Regions from separate parts of the Mus musculus genome. Here region 1 is linked to region 2. A link is a loop called in an ENCODE intact Hi-C map of the cell type or tissue named here. Cell type or tissue: gastrocnemius. All regions are shown on one strand. Links, peaks and the distances in the headings refer to the core of each region. The heading gives the core; the rest is flanking DNA.

Region 1 (8,276 bases), core at 277-8,276, 53 kb before region 2:
GGCCACCCTGGAAAACATCTTTGAGAAATGAGTTGGGCAAGGGGGCTCCTTGACCGAGACTATCTTTCTGGAGGTGGAATCAAGGGGACACCCACACATTTCAGGATTAAGAAGGGTCACAAGGTTGGACTTAGTGACCACATCCCAAGACTTCGTCATTGCGCGTGGGGGTGGGGCCTGGACCCGGGAAGTTGGGGGCGCTCCACGGGGAAGGACAAAGTTGCACCGAAGTCAGATGAGGTTGTAGAAACGCCCCAAGCCCAATTCGACAAACACAATGTAGAATTTGGGGGTGGGGTGCCCAAGGCGTTATATGCAGGCCAGACAGTAGGCTGGACCCTACCAGCCGCCATCCACCGCCAGAAGATCCCCGACCACCATCTTCGTTCGGCCCTAGGTCCTGTGGGGACAACCCCCCACCCCCAGGTGTTCAGTGTAGCTTGCGGCGCTCCCGCCCCAGGGGATCGATCGGCTGCAGGCGACGCGCAGCCTGGGCTCCCAGCCTTCGCCTCCTCCCCCTCCCCCTCCCCCTCCCGGGCTGCGCAGGACGCGGCCTCTGAACAGCGTCCTCGCCGTTCCGGGCCGCGGCCAGACCGGGCTCCCGGCCAGGCCAGCCAGGGAGGTGGAGACGCGCCTGGCCTTTCCGATCCGACCCGCCCCTCTGCCTAGGGTTTTGGGGGAACCAGACGAAAGCGAGCCCAGCTACTCTGCGTGCTGTGCCCGGCGCCCCCTCTTCTCCCACCCAGGATCCAAATACCCCCTCGGGCGCGCGCTTAACCCTCTGCGCGCCGTGAGGCTAGAGCTGGGGAGGCGGGTGGGGGCGGGGAGGCGGTGGCGCCTCGGCTGACGATCTCTTCGGGGTCCGCCGGAGCGATTTTCATTTCTTTCCGGGGCTGGCTGCAGCAGCTAGCTCTGGTTGGGGCGGGGTGGGGGGGAGAAAGAAAGAAATCTGGCCTGTGTGTGGGCCCCGCTGGGTTTGGGCGCGCGACGGGGGCACCCGAGAGCAAACTGCAAGGGGCGGGTGTGTCGGGGCTCACCTCCACGCCAGAGGGGACCCTGGGCCAGGCGGTGGGCTAGTGAAACCCAAATAAAAAGCACAGGGTTTGCCGAGGCCGTTGTGTGCGCGTGCTAGCAGCAGCGGTGGACAATTGTGTCGGCTTCAAAGATCATGTATGAAATATGGTCCCGGGGGCGCGGATCCCCAGGCCGGCGGAGCCTCGCGATTGAGAGCGGGGCTCTAGGCGGGTGGGCTCCTTCAGGCCAGCCTGGGGAGACCTCTTGACGTTGGGAGAGGATGGACCAGCGGACGTCGCAATCCCCCACCCGTCCCGCTTCGGCGCCCGCAGACCCCAGCGTGCCGCAATGCGGAGGAACGGCCCTGCAGGGCATTTGTGGCCCCAAGGGTGCCCAGGTTCTGCCCAGGGCCACTGCCTCACTGCCCCGGCCCTCGAAGCCCGCGGCCCTGCCCGTGTACCCTGCCACCTCTAGTCTATCTGCACCGCAGATCCAGCACTACGCGGGTTCTTGGAGTGGGACCTGGAGACGTCGGGAGGGGGGCGGCTTCGCGGTGCAAATGAAAACAAATCCTTCGCGGGTGGTGTGACAGAGGGCAAAAATGGGGGTGGGGGGACGCGTGGAGCAGATCGCTGGCAAACAAAGCCGTTCTTCCTGGAGTGTGCAGGGGAAGGAGTGTAGGGCTCCCTCCCGCACGCCCCTTCTCCACCCCACCCCCGGCAGTTTCACCGGGTCAGCTCCCCCAAGCTAAGCCGCCGCTTAAAAATTGTTTTACTAACGTCAGCTCTCAAGTCAAAGACAATTTCCCTACTAAGGACGTGGCAGAGAAACGAGCCCTTGCAGTTTGGTGGTCATGCCCACTGAAATCCCCTTGGCTGTCTGAAATCCACCCGGGGCAGCTGGTCCGGGAAGCTTCAGGCCCCCTTTTCCAAACAGAGCCCAGAGTTGGGGTCAGAGGGCGGCGACGGCAATCTCTCGTGGACGGGGAACCCATTCACCGAGACGGCTCCTTTAAGAAGTTTATTTTCCCCCGGTCGGCACGGGTCACGCTTGTTCCAAGACTGGGTTCTCAGTAACTATTCTCCACTCTTCGGTCATTAAAAAGTTCCCAGCCTCTCCGGGATCGGATCCTTTGCCCTGCCTTTCTAAGCCCGGGCCTACCGCTGGGCGAGGGAACATCGCTCCTCTCTTGGGGCCCCTGAAGGCCCCTGGGGGCCCCAGCCCGTGGGGACATCTGAAGGGCTTCTGTTTCTCATCAGAGCTGACGGAACTACTCACCCTGTTTGGAAAGGGGCGGTGTCAAATGCACCGGATTAAGGAGTCTTATAAAGGTTCCCGTGGGGCCCCTGGGCATCCCCGGTTGAGAACAGGGGCCCCAGTAGAAGGCTTTGGGAATCCCGGGTTTGGAGTCAGTCTCTCCCGTGATTCCCTCGGAGGTGCCCAGACAGGGGGTTGGGAAGGTAGGGGCCGCCCCAAGGGAGGCTTTTAAGAAAGGTTTGGGCACATCAGGTGACCTCATTGGCCACCCCCCACCCCCACCCCCGGGCTTCTGCCCTGCTTTCTGCCAGTCTCCGTTTCGGGCTGGTGGATCTGAGCCGTCCCTATGGTAGTTGTCACAAGAGGGTTGGTCTAGGACCTGCCTTCAGGTTAGGACAGGGATCTGAGAGTAAGTCACTTTCTTCATCTGCCCACCCTCCACGAGGACAAATAACAGCCTGAGAGAAGAGAGTTGCTGCGTTGGCGGCTACTTCTGTGTTTCAGCCACCTGCAGAGCTGTCCACAGAAAGGCCTTTGGAGAGCTGGGCAGTGGCGGGTGGGATTCGATGTTTGAGGTGATTCCCGGAGGCCCCCTTCGTAGTTAGGGAGCCCGGAGGTTCCTCTAGTTAGATCATATGTAACTCCAGAAAAGATGCTCTGCGCAGGAGAGTGAGAGCTTTCCTTTCCCAGCTTGCGGAGTGGTTCCTGCGCAAACTCGGCTCGGTGCACCTAATTCCTTTCAGTGGCCCCTAAGGTCCAAATCTGGGCCCCTGAGGGCCCGGACCCAGCGAACCAAGCTGTCTGCAATACAGCCCAACGCCCCTGGTGGCGGGTAGGTTGTAACGGCTGCCTGCCCTCCCCTGAGCCAGGATTCTGGATAATGCAGGAAACACCCAGAGTAAACAGATTTTCCTGGGGATTTTTGAGTAAAGAGACCGGCATTGTCGGGAAGCTCAGCTTCCCAGGCTGAGGGACTGGCCTACACAAAGTTGCTCCAGACCTTCTAAATGACCGGATGACCTGAGCGGCTGAGGGTGAATGGGTGCTGTTGGACGGCAGATCGTCACCTCATGACCTACAGGACCCTTCTTTTTTTGACTGAACTGTCCCACAACAGTTTCTCAACTTGAGTACAGTTAGGCACCGTGTTTGTGTGTGTGTGTGTGTGTGTGTGTGTGTGTGTGTGTGTGTATAAAACATCCAAATATAGTAGGGGTGGCCCTTTTCTAGTGCCCCTCCAGCCCCAAGAGTTGGGGTGACGGTAGTCACCCACATCCCATCTTGCGATTCTCCCCTCCTTGGAGACTCTTAGATTTGGGCCTTATGATAGTCAGAGACCAGCCGTTGCACACTGAGTACTCTCTTGTCTCCAGAAGAGGACCCCTTCCACCTCAACACTCTAAGGAGTAAATTCTGAGAGAGCTGCCGCTAAGCAACAGCGGAAGCCACAGTGTTGCAAAGTGGAGGTGCGTGGAGTCAGCGTGTGTGTGCAACATCAAACTAACCGTCTGAAGACTTTTACTGGATGCCTGGGAAAACACAAGCCCTGGCAGGCTTTTGGGGGTTCACTTCTGCACCTGGCCCTTCGCAAGTCATCACAACATAGTCCTCACCAGGCACCCTGAGACGCAATAAAAGCAGGGACAGAGACTCGGACGTCTCCTTGCCCTCCCCCTCCGTCGACCCACTCTCCTCTTTTGCGCTTTTTCTGTCTCTGTGGACGCTCAGCCAAGGGATTGCGCAAGCTTCCTGCTCCACGTTCTTCAGGAGCCCTGAGCTGGGGCCCCGGACGCACCACAGGCAAGGCACACCCTTACCCTCCCACTTAGAATGGCATGTTCTCTGTCAAGTCTACCCACTGCGACCCCACGGATCTCCCAGGCCCACTGTGGCGCCCTCGGAAGGCCGCGTCTGGCGCAGCAGCTCCCCCAGCCGGACGCTGGCGCTGAATACCCCTGAACGTGCGGGGCTGGCCGGCTCCGAGGTGCTAAACTTCACACTCCAGGGCTCCAAAGGCCGCGTCAGCAGGGCTTGGCTGTCAGAGACCAGAGGACGGGAATTCAGGAAGACACTGTGGCTCCTTGGCCATTTCCCCTCCCCTTCTCGCAGTCCACTCATCCACCAACCCTCCGCCTCAACATCTACTTGGTCCTCCCCACTCTTACTTTTGAGGCTCTTCCATGAAGCCCCACGAAGTCCCCTTGGACCCCCCAGACTCATTCACCCCCATATTCATTCTCTCTCTCTCTCTCTCTCTCTCTCTCTCTCTCTCTCTCTCTCTCCCCCTCTCTCTCTCTCGCTCTCTCTCTCTCTCTCTCTCTCTTCTCCCAGCATCTCAGACTAAGCAAGAGGCCTTGCTTAGAAACTGCCCCTTCCCCGCGAATGAGTGAACCAAGTGTAAATTAGAAGCCGTTCAGAATCTTGGGTGGCATCGGATTCAGAGCCCCTTTCTGCTGAGGTTCTTGAGTGCTAAATGCCCCGTGGCCAGCTGTTTCTTTGTCCCTGTCTTCGCCTCTCCGTGCTCCTCCACTTGTCCAAGTCCTCAGTCTTCTGGCTCTTTCTCTCCCCACCTCGCGGCCTAAATGCCCAGAGACTGGCGGGGCGGGGCGGTGGGCACCGAGGGTGGGGTCCTGAACTGCCCCCGCCTCCATTCCGCCCCCTGCCGGAAAGTCCCCTGTGCTTCCAGAGCTCTGCTGGACAGATGTAGTTGGGAGCAACTGTAAAGTGCAGCGGGTGCTTCCGTGGCCCCCAGCAGGGATCCCCGGGCCTTGCACAAGCAGAAACAGAGGCCGAGGGTGGGGACGGGAGAGTCCCAAGTGTCCGGCTGCGGATCAGAGTGGGCCCGGTCGAGGTGCCCACCCTGGCCGCCTAGGCAGAGACACCTCTATTCCGCGGCCCCAGCTCACTTTCCCGGCTCTCAGATCCCTCCCCTGCACCTCCCCGCGCCCTCCTCCTCCCCAGCCTCCTCCCGCGCCCTCCTCCTTCCCTGCTGCCCAGACCGGGGGCCTCGGGTAGGCCGGGCTGCGCCAATCCGAGGCGCGTCCCGCCTCCTGACGCCGAGCTGGGCCCTGCGAGGCCCCGCCCGCTGACGTCCGGGATTTGCATGAGTTCTCGTGCCGCGGCGGCCCGGGCTCAGTTGTCTGAGCGAGCGAGCGAGCGAGCGAGCGCGAGCTGAGAGCCGGCGGGTGCAGGCAGCGGCGGCGGCGGCGGCGGCCAGGCTGTTGAGGGGCGAGTGGCGGCGGCGGGGGCCGGGCGCGTGGCGAGGTCCACGCGCAGGATCGTATCGGGGCGCCGGCGGGAGCTAGCTGTGTCTGCAGCCGCGCCGGCCGCTTGCGCCCCTGAGCGCTCGGGTTCGGCCATGGAGCTGCCAGCTGTTGGCGAGCACGTCTTCGCGGTGGAGAGCATCGAAAAGAAGCGGATACGCAAGGTAGGGGTGGCGCGCGGGTGGCGGCGCCGAGGCGCGGGAGCGGCGGCGGGAGCAGCGAGCGAGAGGCGCGGAGGGGGTGGGGAGGCTGCGGGCCGGAGCCGGGGATCCCGCGGAAGCTGATGGAGTGCTGTCTCTTCCCCCCCTACAGGGCAGAGTGGAGTATCTGGTGAAATGGAGAGGCTGGTCCCCCAAGTAAGTGGCGGCGGGGGCCGGGTGCCTCGGCACCAAGCGCCCTGGCCAGCAGACCCGTGGAGCTGGTGGGGTGGTGGGGGAGCGGACGGGAGGCGGGGTGGAGGTGGGGTGGAGAGAGGAGGGGGTGGGGAAGTCGGTGGCAGGCACTGGGAAGCGGAGCAGCCGAGCCCGAGCCGGGCGCCCTGTGTTGTGCTCCGCTCTCCGGGAAATGCCATCACTAATTTATGCGCTAAAAGGAGCCGGAGGAGCTGGAGAGACGCGGGGCCGAGCCCGGGAGGCCGGCGGAGGGAGGGAGGGCGCAGGCACTGACTGATGTGCAGCAGAAAATGGCTCCTTTCCCCTTTCCCTCCACCGAACGGCTCCATATTGCAAAACCAAAAAAAAAAAAAAAAATTTTTTTTAAAAGCGACGAAAATGCAATTGTATGCGTCCTCCCTCCTGGTGGTGCAGGGTAGGGAAGAAAAAAGACAGAAAATGTTGGGAACTGTCACTGCAGCTCTTTCGATGGGGAATTTTTTTTTTAATTTGAAATGCGAAGGCACCGGATGGAGACAGGCGCAGGCACACACACACACACACACACACACACACACACACTCGGAGAGGGAGAGGGAGAGGGAAAGAGAGGCATATTTTTGTACTGCTGAGTATTTGGGGTTTGCTTGCCAGTGACAGCGGTCTCCTGGGCCTTGAGGGGGGCGCTGAGCTGTGAGTTACCGGATTAGGGGTCCAATGCAGACCAGCTGAAGCCCTACTGGAGACTTGGGCTGGGGATAGGGAGGGGGACTGCGACTTTGCTTTTGGGCTGCTTTGCACGGAGGGTTTCTGGAGAGGAAAGTGGCCTTGGAACACGTCACAGTAACATGCTTAAAATTCTTGACGACTGCAAAATAAACTGCTAGTTTCGTTTTCTTCACCCCCTCCTTTCCTCCTGCCCTTGTGTGTGTATTTTAACTTGGGGGGTAATCAAGGGCCATGTTAAGCCTTAAGAAACCTACTGTCTACCCTCCACATCCATAGCCTTTGATTCAGGAAGCCACATAGGGCCTTATGTCATTCCCAACCTGGCCTTTTTTTTTTCTTACACTCTGCCCCCCCTCCCCGCCCCGTTCCTTTTTCACTTGCAAGATATAACACGTGGGAACCAGAGGAGAACATCTTGGATCCCCGGCTGCTGATCGCCTTCCAGAACAGGTGAGCAGCCTGCTGCCCTGGCCATACATAGGTGGGCCATAGGGGATGGATGACTGCTTGCAGCAGTGGGAAAAGGGGAAGGGGTGGGAGGGGGCAGGCAGGAGCCCCACCCCCAACAAATCCGGATGGGCAAGGCTGCGGCCTGGGCTTCTCTAACCAACGTCCTTGGCGGTTGCTGCAGCTTGGGAGTGGGGGCAGGGTAGGGCTGGGGAAGGTAGGCTTGTGTTTTGGGAAACTGCTGGAAGACTACGTGGGGATGACCCTGGATCTGCCTAGGAATACTGTACCTGAATTTCCGTGACCCCCTCCCTTGGCAACCTTGGAGCCCCACCCCCAGAGCCTAGGTGTTGCTTTCTGCAGCCACTGCTGGCTTGGCACGGGCACCTCGCGGGGCAGCTCTGAAGGAGCTGGCATTGTGAAACCGCCCCGAACGTCATGGAACTGAACTTAACCTTTTGGCAACCGGATAAAAGTTGACAAGGCCTTATGCCCCCAACCTCCGGGAGGAGGGGCTGGGGGACAGTGAATAGATGCTGTCCCGAGCCTGAGCGCCTCACAACCTTCGCTGCTGTATTTTGTGGGGTAAATTGCTCTATCAGATCGGCGGAAGGTTGGCCCGAGGGCATGAGTGAGCGCTGCCTGGTGGTTGTGGGGTGCCCATCCTCCTGCAAACAGATGCTTGCCACGATGCAGCTGCTGCAGCTGGATTCACCACTGGTGGCTGTGGTTCGCTGTTTCGTAGAGGGAGGGCGGGCGTGGGGGAGGGGGAGGAGTCCTCAGAGCCACGCCACCCCCAGCCTTCCATCCCTCTTTTATTTTGAAGTATTTCCTGTGGAGCGTTTGCCACTAAAACTGTAAACTCTAGACCCTGAGAGCTAAAGTTGCTTCCTCAGAATACCGGGGGTGTAGGGCAGGAAACTTGCTCCCACCGACTTCACCTGGGACTTCTCCACGCTGTAACCATGTCAGCGGCTGATGCCATGTTGCATAATGGGTCCCCGAAGAATTATAATCCAGGCTGTTGCAATGCCATGCAACTTTGGAATCAGACCCCAACCCGGCCCCAGGGCATGGCAGAACTCCTCCGGGTTGGCTCAGGGGCTTGGGGGTGGGGGGTAGCTGGAGACTGAGTCTCCGATCCAGAATTTGACAACCTCGGGAGACTGGCTCATGGAGGGCTGGGCAGGGCCAA
Region 2 (8,322 bases), core at 23-8,022:
ATATATTTCAACTCTTGAAGTTCTTTTATTTAAACGAGGAGAGAGAGAGAGAGAAAGAGAGAGAGACTGTGGTTTGGTAGGGGAGATAGACTGAGCTGGCACAGGAGGGGCCCCTGTCCCTGCAGGGCACCAGCAAAGTTGGGGGCCTGGGCCCTGGGATTTTGGAGGGTGTGTGGAGGGACTCAGCTGGCCCACCTCCTCCCTCCACCGCCGGATTCCCAACCCTCCTGGCACCGCAGAAGATTTTTGCTCTCCTCCCCATTGGCCAGCTAGGCCAACAAAAGGTTGGCTTCCCAATCAGAAAAAGGGGGGTGGGGTCAGACCAGTTTTCTTTTTTCTATTTTCTTTCTGTCTTTTTTTTTTTTTCTTAAGATGAGGAGGGTTACTAGGGGGGGAAAGTAACAACTCGAATAACTTTCTCACGTGTGTTGTTAAAGGTAGAAAAAGGTCGCGAGTGAGTGGGCCGCAGTTCTCCCCGACCACAGCAGGAGGGTGCACTTTATGGAGGTGTGAGTGCCGTACACGCGGACTGTGTGTGCGTGTCCTGTGGACAAAAATCTCCCCGTTACCTCGATTCCTTCCCTTACTTTTGCAAAGAGAAAAGAAATCCAGCGAATTTGTTTACATTCCCGAAATGCCAGGATAAATTGGGAGGATTGCGTGTCAGTGCCCAGAGCGCCAGACAGTTGTTTTACAAGAAAAATATTCGGGTGGACTTTTTCTTTTTGCGTCCTCTAGATTCGCCAGAAGACAGGGCGGCCCCACCTCCCAGGAAGACTCGGACAAGCCTGGCTCGACGGGGGGAGGGTGGGTCCTGCTTTTAGAGGAGCGAGCGGCCGCCAAGCCACCCTGCGGGGCGGGCAGCGGGCTGCGCACCAGGCCGGTCGGGCTGGGCACGGGGGTCGCAGCCCGAGTTGGAACTTGGTCAGGTGGAGCTCATGGCCGAAGGGGCTCGGCAGGGTTTCCATCCAAGAATGCGCAGTAGAACTTTAGTGTTTTCCTTCTTCCCCCTTTCTTAAAAGCAAAAGCTGTAATTTATAGTCCTTTTCGATTCTGGGAGTGCTCTCCACGTGAACTCGACGTTCAGACTCCGCCGCAGGGGGCGGGGGAGCGCGAGGTGGAGCGGGAGCGGCCGGGGACCAGTGTGCCCCGAGACCATCTGCGTCCCTGGTCCCGGCCCACTCCGGACCGCGCCGCGCGCAGCTCGGACTCAAAAGCACAAATCTGTCCCCGAGCCTACAGTCGCCGCTTCCAGCAGGGATCCTGCGGCCTCTCCACCCTCCCCGCCCTTAAAGGGCCAGCAGACGCTCTAACTTCCAGGGCTTTTGGAGGGAGGGGCTCTAAGCTCTGCTCGCGGGACAAAGCACAGACTTCAGGGGCTCTGGGCTGGGCTGAAGGAGCTTGGTGATGGGGAGGGACTGAGAGGGACGTCAGCCTCGTCATCTGCACTCCCGGCTTCCCATCTCCAGACTCTCGGTCTCTCTTTCCTCCAGACAATTTTTTTTTTTTTTTTGCCTTTAAAGAGAGGGAGAAAGGGAAAACGGTGTATTCTACGTGTTTTTATTATTTTTTTATTTTTTGGAGAATCAAACTGCGCCTAAAGAGAAGCCCCTAGAATGGGGATTTTTATCTGCTCATATTTGTAAAACTAGTATTTTCGACTTTGTATAAAGAAGCTCTGTTGCCTGTGTCTGTCTAGATGTCGACCCTATTTTCAGATGAACCTGTTTTGAAGGGTGCATCTGTGACCGAGTGGATGTAACTCCGGAACAGGAGCTCCCTATCTGGCTACCGACTCCCTTTCTCTTCTCTCCTTCCTCGTTTGTATCTTCCTTCCCTCCAACCTTCCTGATTCTGCCCTCACTGCCCTCGTCGTCCTGCCGTCTGTCCATGGCCGTCGTGTGTGTCTCCTTAGCTCGCTCTTGAGAGGCTGACTTGGGGGTGGGGGTGGGGGTGGGCAGGGGTCGGGGGCCACGCGGCTCAGAGTCTGTGGAGCCTGGGTGTTGGGTTTATGAGTTCTCAGCTATGTATAAATCTCCAACTGATCTCTGCCTCGGCTCAAGAGTGAACCCTTGGTACCTATCTTGGGTTGTGAATGTGTCTGTATCCAGTATCACTTTTTACGTGTTTAAATATATGCTTTGTAAATAGACACGTGTCTTGGCTTCATTATTTTATTTATTTCCCAGAACAGGGAAGAGGTAGCCTGGAAAGGCAGGATACTTGCCTTTCTGACTTGATGTCCCTCACTCCACTCTCATACTCTCAAAAAGGTCTGGATTCCCGACAAAGGCCGGTTCCCAACTAGGACACCCCTCAGTGAGAGTGAGGGGAGCTGGGTTGGGGAGGGAGCGAGTCGTGACCTTTCTGAGCTTTTCCGCGAGCTGTCTTCATTGCCGGCTTAACTTCTTTGGGATGCCGGCAGAATTGGAGACTCCTGAGATGAAGTGTGCGCGACCTCTGGGCTCTACTCACTCTGAGGGAGGATTCCCCCCAGCGCTAAACACCCTTCCATACCAAACTTCCATAGCTCCTGACAACCAGGAGCCATGCTGACTCCCTCACTGCCCTTGACCCGAGCCTGCTCCTCAATGCTGTCACAGGACTTGTGCCCCAGACCCCTCCAACCTCACCAGTGCTCCCCGAAATGCAGAGTCTCCGTCTATTGATTGAGGAATTGAATTCGCGGCTATTGCTAGGCAACTGCCTGCTTGGAGCCGGCGCAGAGCGCGCTGATGTGATTAGTGAGCTGGGAGCCGCCGACCCTCAGCCCCGCGCTCCCACCACCAGTCCCTACGGCTTCTTGGACCCTAGTGTTCTTTCGGGTAGATACCACAAGGTTGGATGAGGGGCTGCCGATGGAGAACATAGCATGGGGTGATGATGGTGGGTGTTCTCAGTCTTCTAGGCTGCAGACTTCTCAGCAGAGAGGCGGGGTCCTGAGGCTGCAAAGGCGACCCATACTCCGGATTCCCAAAGAGGACCTTACCAGTACTGAACCTAGTTCCACCTCCATATTCCTGGGTAGACGTCGCTCCCTTGCAGAAAAAGCTGTAATCCGTGCGAACACGCAGAGCCCAAGGGGAGGGAGGGGGGAATACGGACCAGGTCACATCTTTTGCCCTTGGCCCCACCTTCCTCCTCCAGCTCAGTGACCTGCGTGGGAGGCTGTGGGTCAACGTCTGTGGTCCGGGGTTGCCAGAGCAGGTCATTGAGTGTCCAGTTGAGCGGTCAGCTTGTCTCAGTCGCCAAGAGGTCCAAGGTCTGTTTCTTAGGCCACCTCAAGGTGCTCTGGGTCGAGCAAGCTCTTTACTGGGCCCTCTGGAGGGCGATGGCCATCAGGGAGACAAGAAGGCACTGTGACTGTGCCTGGTGACTTCAGCAGTAGCCCCTCCCTCAAATATAGGTTGGAATCCCGCACCGACCCTTAGGGATTTCTCCGCTTCTTTGGTCACCACCAACTTCAACCTGGGTTCAGGGCTTCCTCAGAGAATTTTCTGGGTGTATTCTCCTTAAGAGCAAAGCACGGGTGTGAGGACCCCTGGCTCCAGACAGCCTTCGTTCAGACAGATCTCCCTCCGTCCGTTCTCTTTGGCAGGACGTGTTAGAGCCGCTGTCGGAGCTGAGCCTTGCCCAACACAAACACGGATTGAATGGAATACTTATGGCTCTACTTAGAGCCGGTTTTTTTTTTTTTTTTTTTTTTTTTTCCCTGACTCTTGGATGCTCACAGCGCGCGGCTCTGACGAAGGCCCGGTGCTGTGCCCAGGACGACAGTGGTATGCAAGCCTGCTCCACTCTCTGCGGATGCATCCACGGCTTTTTTCTTTTCACCAAAAAGTCCTTCAAGCCAGGGGCGGCTCGGATTCAACGGGATCCCAAGGTAGGAGCGAATAGGATCACGAACGGGTGCCATCAAGGATGGAAATTTAGCTGACAGCAGGGAGAAGCAGTAGGCAGAGGCCTGGACTTTCTTTCTGCGGCCGCAGACGGTTCGGCGGGTGGTTACTCTGAGCAGCAGGGGTGTAGACAGTGCAACTGAGTTTACCACAGCACGGGACAGCGGGGGATTCCGCCCTCCTCCCCATCATCATTTAAAGTCCAGCGACACGAACTTCGTGGGGAGCGCGCGCCCTCTACAGGCAACGGCGTCAGCCCCTGTCCCAAGTACACCCCTCCCCCTCTCTGGTTCACGTCTGATAGACGTGAAGAAAAGCCTTCTTTCCTCTTAACCGGCTTCTCCCAGCATCACCTTTGTGCCTTTGTGAATCGGCCTCGACCCACGCAGGCTGGACAGGAGGGAGGTGGTGTTCACTGGCCTAGAACCCAGCTGCACCAATCGTACCAGGTGCCCTCCACTTGGTGTCAGTGGTGCCTACTCTAGGATGGAGGTGGATTGATTAGGTGGTCAGACTAGGAACACAGAAATTAATAAACATCAATGTAGGCCAGCCCCGCCCCCTCAACTTTGGTCTGGAGACCTTGTCCCTGTAGACATAGATTTTCAGAGAGCCTAGCTGGCCAATGGGGCCAGCACTTGTTCCTGTCCTGACCTGAGGTCTATGATCTAACTGCCCCTATCCACCTTTTCAAAAAGAAAAGAAACAAAAGGCACTGAAGACAACAAAAGGGAAATCAAATCGTCAGCTGCCTGCTTTGCAAGAAACAAGGAATGGGTTTCCCTGGCTGGAGAGATGGCTCAGATGGCTCAGCTATTAAGACCTGCGTTCGATCCACAACATCCACCTGGAAGCTCAAAACCCGTAACTCCAGTCCCAGAGGATTCACCATCCTCACAGACATTCATGCAGGGAAAACACCAATGCACAAAAATAAAAAGACATACGTTTTTTTTAAAGTCGTATCTCTGCAACAAGGTGTTTCTATCTGTAGTGTTGACGCCTCCCCACAGCCTGACATCCAGGCCTGAGTCCCAAGCAGCCTTTCTGCCAGGAGTGGCCCATCTTCCCCTACACTTCAGAGGAACTCTATTCTCCTGGGAGGCCAAAGGAAATTTATGAATAAAATTAATGTTGAAGAGAGTAACACAAGTCTTGGGCTGGGGAAGGTTGTGTAACAGCCTGTCTTCCCTTCATCAGTTGTGGGGGGAGAGTCAAGGTGGCCCCTGACCAGATGTTTCCTGCCCTTCTCAGAGCTTCCCAACATGGTACTGTGGAGGTGAGAGTGTTGGTTTTACTTTTATGTACTCTGTAAGGGGGGAAAAGTGAGTTACTGTGTATCTCAGAAGCTCGGTGGTGGCTGGAGGCCTGTAAACATCCCACTTGCCCAGTAATTAGCCATCATTGTCCCATAATGAAGGTTACTACCAGCATCTAACAACTGCTTCTCACTGCTGTCAGACAAATATAAACATCCTTGATGGGAGTGTGTGTGTGTATATGTATGTATATGTGTATATATGTGTGTGTGTGTATATATATACATCTACATGTACATATACATATATATGTGTGTGTATATACACACACATGTATACACACATATATGTATATGTCAAATATATATCTTGATGGATATATATATTTGATGGATATTCTTGATGTGTATATATATGTATCAGATATATATGAGTATATATCTGACTATGAACATGAATATATTATATTATATATGTATATATATATATAATATATATCTTTCCCATTAAGCCAGTTTTTCTCAAACTTGGCTTCTTGGATATTCTGGGATGGTGGACTTTTGTATGGTGGACTGCCTTGTGTGGTTCTGTGGCACTCTTGGTCTCTGCTACATGCTGGTAGTAACCTTCATCATGAGACAACCTTCTCCAGACACTCTTTATGCCTCCCACTCATCAGCACTCTCTCTCTCTCTCTCTCTCTCTCTCAGCTACTTCCAATGTTCCCCCCCACCTTGTTTGGTGCTGCAGCTAGGCCCATGTCCACAGAGTGCTGTGCCCCATGACAGGGGAAGTGAAAACTATTTTGTTTATATGTATTAGTTACAATGCACACCAAGCTAACAAGTTTAAAAATACATTTGATACTGAGAGTAGCAAAAAGAAAAGTGTCCCCCCTGCAGATTTACTGCCTTTCCCCTGCAACACAAAGTAACACCAGTCTAAAGGTCCTGCACTCTAGGCTAGTGTCACTAGAAACCCCTGAACTGTGAGATTCATGTGTGTAAACACAGCTGTCGCTGTCTTATTCTAAACCTTTCCCCAGTCCAACATGGGCTTCCTGGGCAGTCATTCCCCTGAGAGCTGGACTGTTCTGTTCCAACAGATTCTAAGCTTTTCTGGGGTGGTAACATGCCCACTCTTGCTAACCCTCTATGAGGGCAAAAGTTTCCAGTTTAAAGAGGTATACATCACCGGGTAGTGGTGGCACATGCCTTTAATACCTGCACTTGGGAGGCAGAGGCAGGTGGATTTCTGAGTTCGAGGCCACCCTTGGTCTACAGAGTGAAATCCAGGACAGCCAGGGCTGCAGAGAGAAACCAGTCTCAAAGAAGGGGGTGGGGCATACATCAGTGACTGGCTTAAAAACAGATAAACCAAGCCAAATGACTGATGCTGGCTCAAAGTTGAACATTTCCTTCTGGATAAAACCTTGGGGTCAGAGCTCTCTAATCAAGGTCAGGATTTGTAGTATACCCAAACAAGGGGCACTCTTTTTGGCACCAAAGATTTTTTTTTTTTAAAGTCAATGCTTCTGAGGAAAAGTACATAATGGTCGCTTTTCCTATTAGTTGTTGAAGCAGACAAAAGGGGGCTTGTAATTGTAATACTAGGAAAGCTGAGGCAGGACGGCCAGAAGTTCAAGGCTAGAAGACACCCTTATCCTGAAATCCACTTGGCATGAAAATGTAACACCTAACACCTGGAACCCTTATGAAACGAACCTAGTCAGGTGCCTAACTACCCATGTGTGTGTGTTTGTGTGCTCGCATATGCGCATGCACACCCACCTACCCACCCAAGAAAATGGGGAAGAGGGGCTGGTGAGATGGCTCAGTGGGTAAGAGCACCCGACTGCTCTTCCGAAGGTTCGGAGTTCAAATCCCAGCAACCACATGGTGGCTCACAACTATCCGTAACGAGATCTGACTCCCTCTTCTGGAGTGTCTGAAGACAGCTACAGTGTACTTACATATAATAAATAAATAAATCTTTAAAAAAAAAAAGGGGAAGAGAACAGCAAACATAAAAACCAACTACTTTATTTATCGGTAAACACGAGAACTTGACTCAGAGCGAATGGCGCTGCTCCAGTGGGGCTCGCGCTGGCGCACTACACACATGTGCTTTGTGACATAGACCACTGGGGTCACAGCACCAGGAAAAACACACAAGAAGGCAAAGTGGCTGAGAGGAAAGGATTTGTAGATTTCAACTTTGGGACTGACGTAACCAGTAAAATAAAAGGCACCAAATTGGGATTTGGAGACTGGCAGCAGGGGACAAAGGCCAGTCAACCCAGATCCCCAAACAGGGTCACTTCTCCAACAGCTCATGGGACCCCAAAGAGACGGGGAGGTGTTTGTAAAGGCAGTGTCTGGTACAAAGGTTGCAGACCCTGGCTGAGGGCAGGGAGGGACATTGATAATGCAGTAGGCAACCCTTTCCCCTTTGTTACCCACTTCCTGGCCCTGAATTCTTCCCAGTACGTAGCTCCTGCTGCCAGTAACATGGTCCCCTGGCACATCACAGGCATCTCTCAGGAGCTGTGGATATGGGTCTGCCCCAAAAGGCACAGCATTGAGGTTGGTTTGGTTACACAAAGACCATCTTATTTGGTGTGCAGGGTGAGCTACTGGGGTGGGGGTGGGGTGCACTTTGAAAGTGTGGCAGGTCCCAGACACCTCAGCCCACTGTCTGACTGGTTTTAGAAGGGGAAACATTTCCCTTCAAGGCAACTGGAGTGAAGAGCCCACACCTGCTGGCTGATCAGTCAATGGCAGAAGCAGAACCAGGGTTTCATAGCACCCCTACTTTTTGGCATCACAGACTCACTGACCAGATTGTCACGGCCCACCGTGATATCCCAGGACAGAAAATCCTGTCATCGGCCAGCAATCTGACAAGGTAGTTTCAAGACAGTTACCCGGGATGGGGGACAGGGGAGAAGGCATTTAGAAAGGGGCTCAGCACTAGACTTATCTCCTAGGATGGGAAAGAAATTAGGGGCCCCCTGCCAGGTGGGCTCCTAAACGACCCCACCACACAAATGGCATAGGGCTATTGCTTCTCAGCGAGGGAGGAAACACAAGCTCCCAAATGTGGGAGAGGATTGTCAGGGAATATGGGACCCAAGAGTGGCCCACTCACCAGGCGGAGCTCTG

What was found. Peaks named below come from ENCODE experiments on the same cell type or tissue, not always from the same donor. Only the 100,000 strongest peaks of a DNase experiment are listed, where the experiment ranks them.
Region 1: it touches region 2 in a loop (2.3-fold over the local background); 15 of 42 quality-filtered maps call a loop at or near these places.

What each region holds. Positions count from the first base shown.
Region 1 is chr11:119,083,371-119,091,646 of GRCm38, reverse strand. It overlaps Cbx4 (chromobox 4), which reads left to right and starts at 5,410. Exons shown (of 5, transcript NM_007625.2): 1 at 5,410-5,698; 2 at 5,847-5,890; 3 at 7,019-7,084. The coding sequence starts at 5,630. In gastrocnemius, for the core only: CTCF peaks have their summits at 3,099, 4,193 and 4,942 (motif pointing left); DNase peaks (open chromatin) are centred at 5,796, 5,973, 6,523, 7,365 and 8 more places; H3K4me3 peaks cover 6,352 bases; H3K27ac peaks cover 4,158 bases.
Region 2 is chr11:119,030,133-119,038,454 of GRCm38, reverse strand. It overlaps Cbx2 (chromobox 2), which reads right to left. Exons shown (of 5, transcript NM_007623.3): 5 at 7,180-8,322. Cbx8 (chromobox 8) reads left to right here. Exons shown (of 5, transcript NM_013926.1): 5 at 1-19. Among named protein-coding and RNA genes, the nearest start is that of Cbx8, 6.6 kb to the left of the region's middle. In gastrocnemius, for the core only: a CTCF peak has its summit at 4,138 (motif pointing left); DNase peaks (open chromatin) are centred at 199, 875, 1,189 and 4,128; H3K4me3 peaks cover 1,514 bases; H3K27ac peaks cover 741 bases.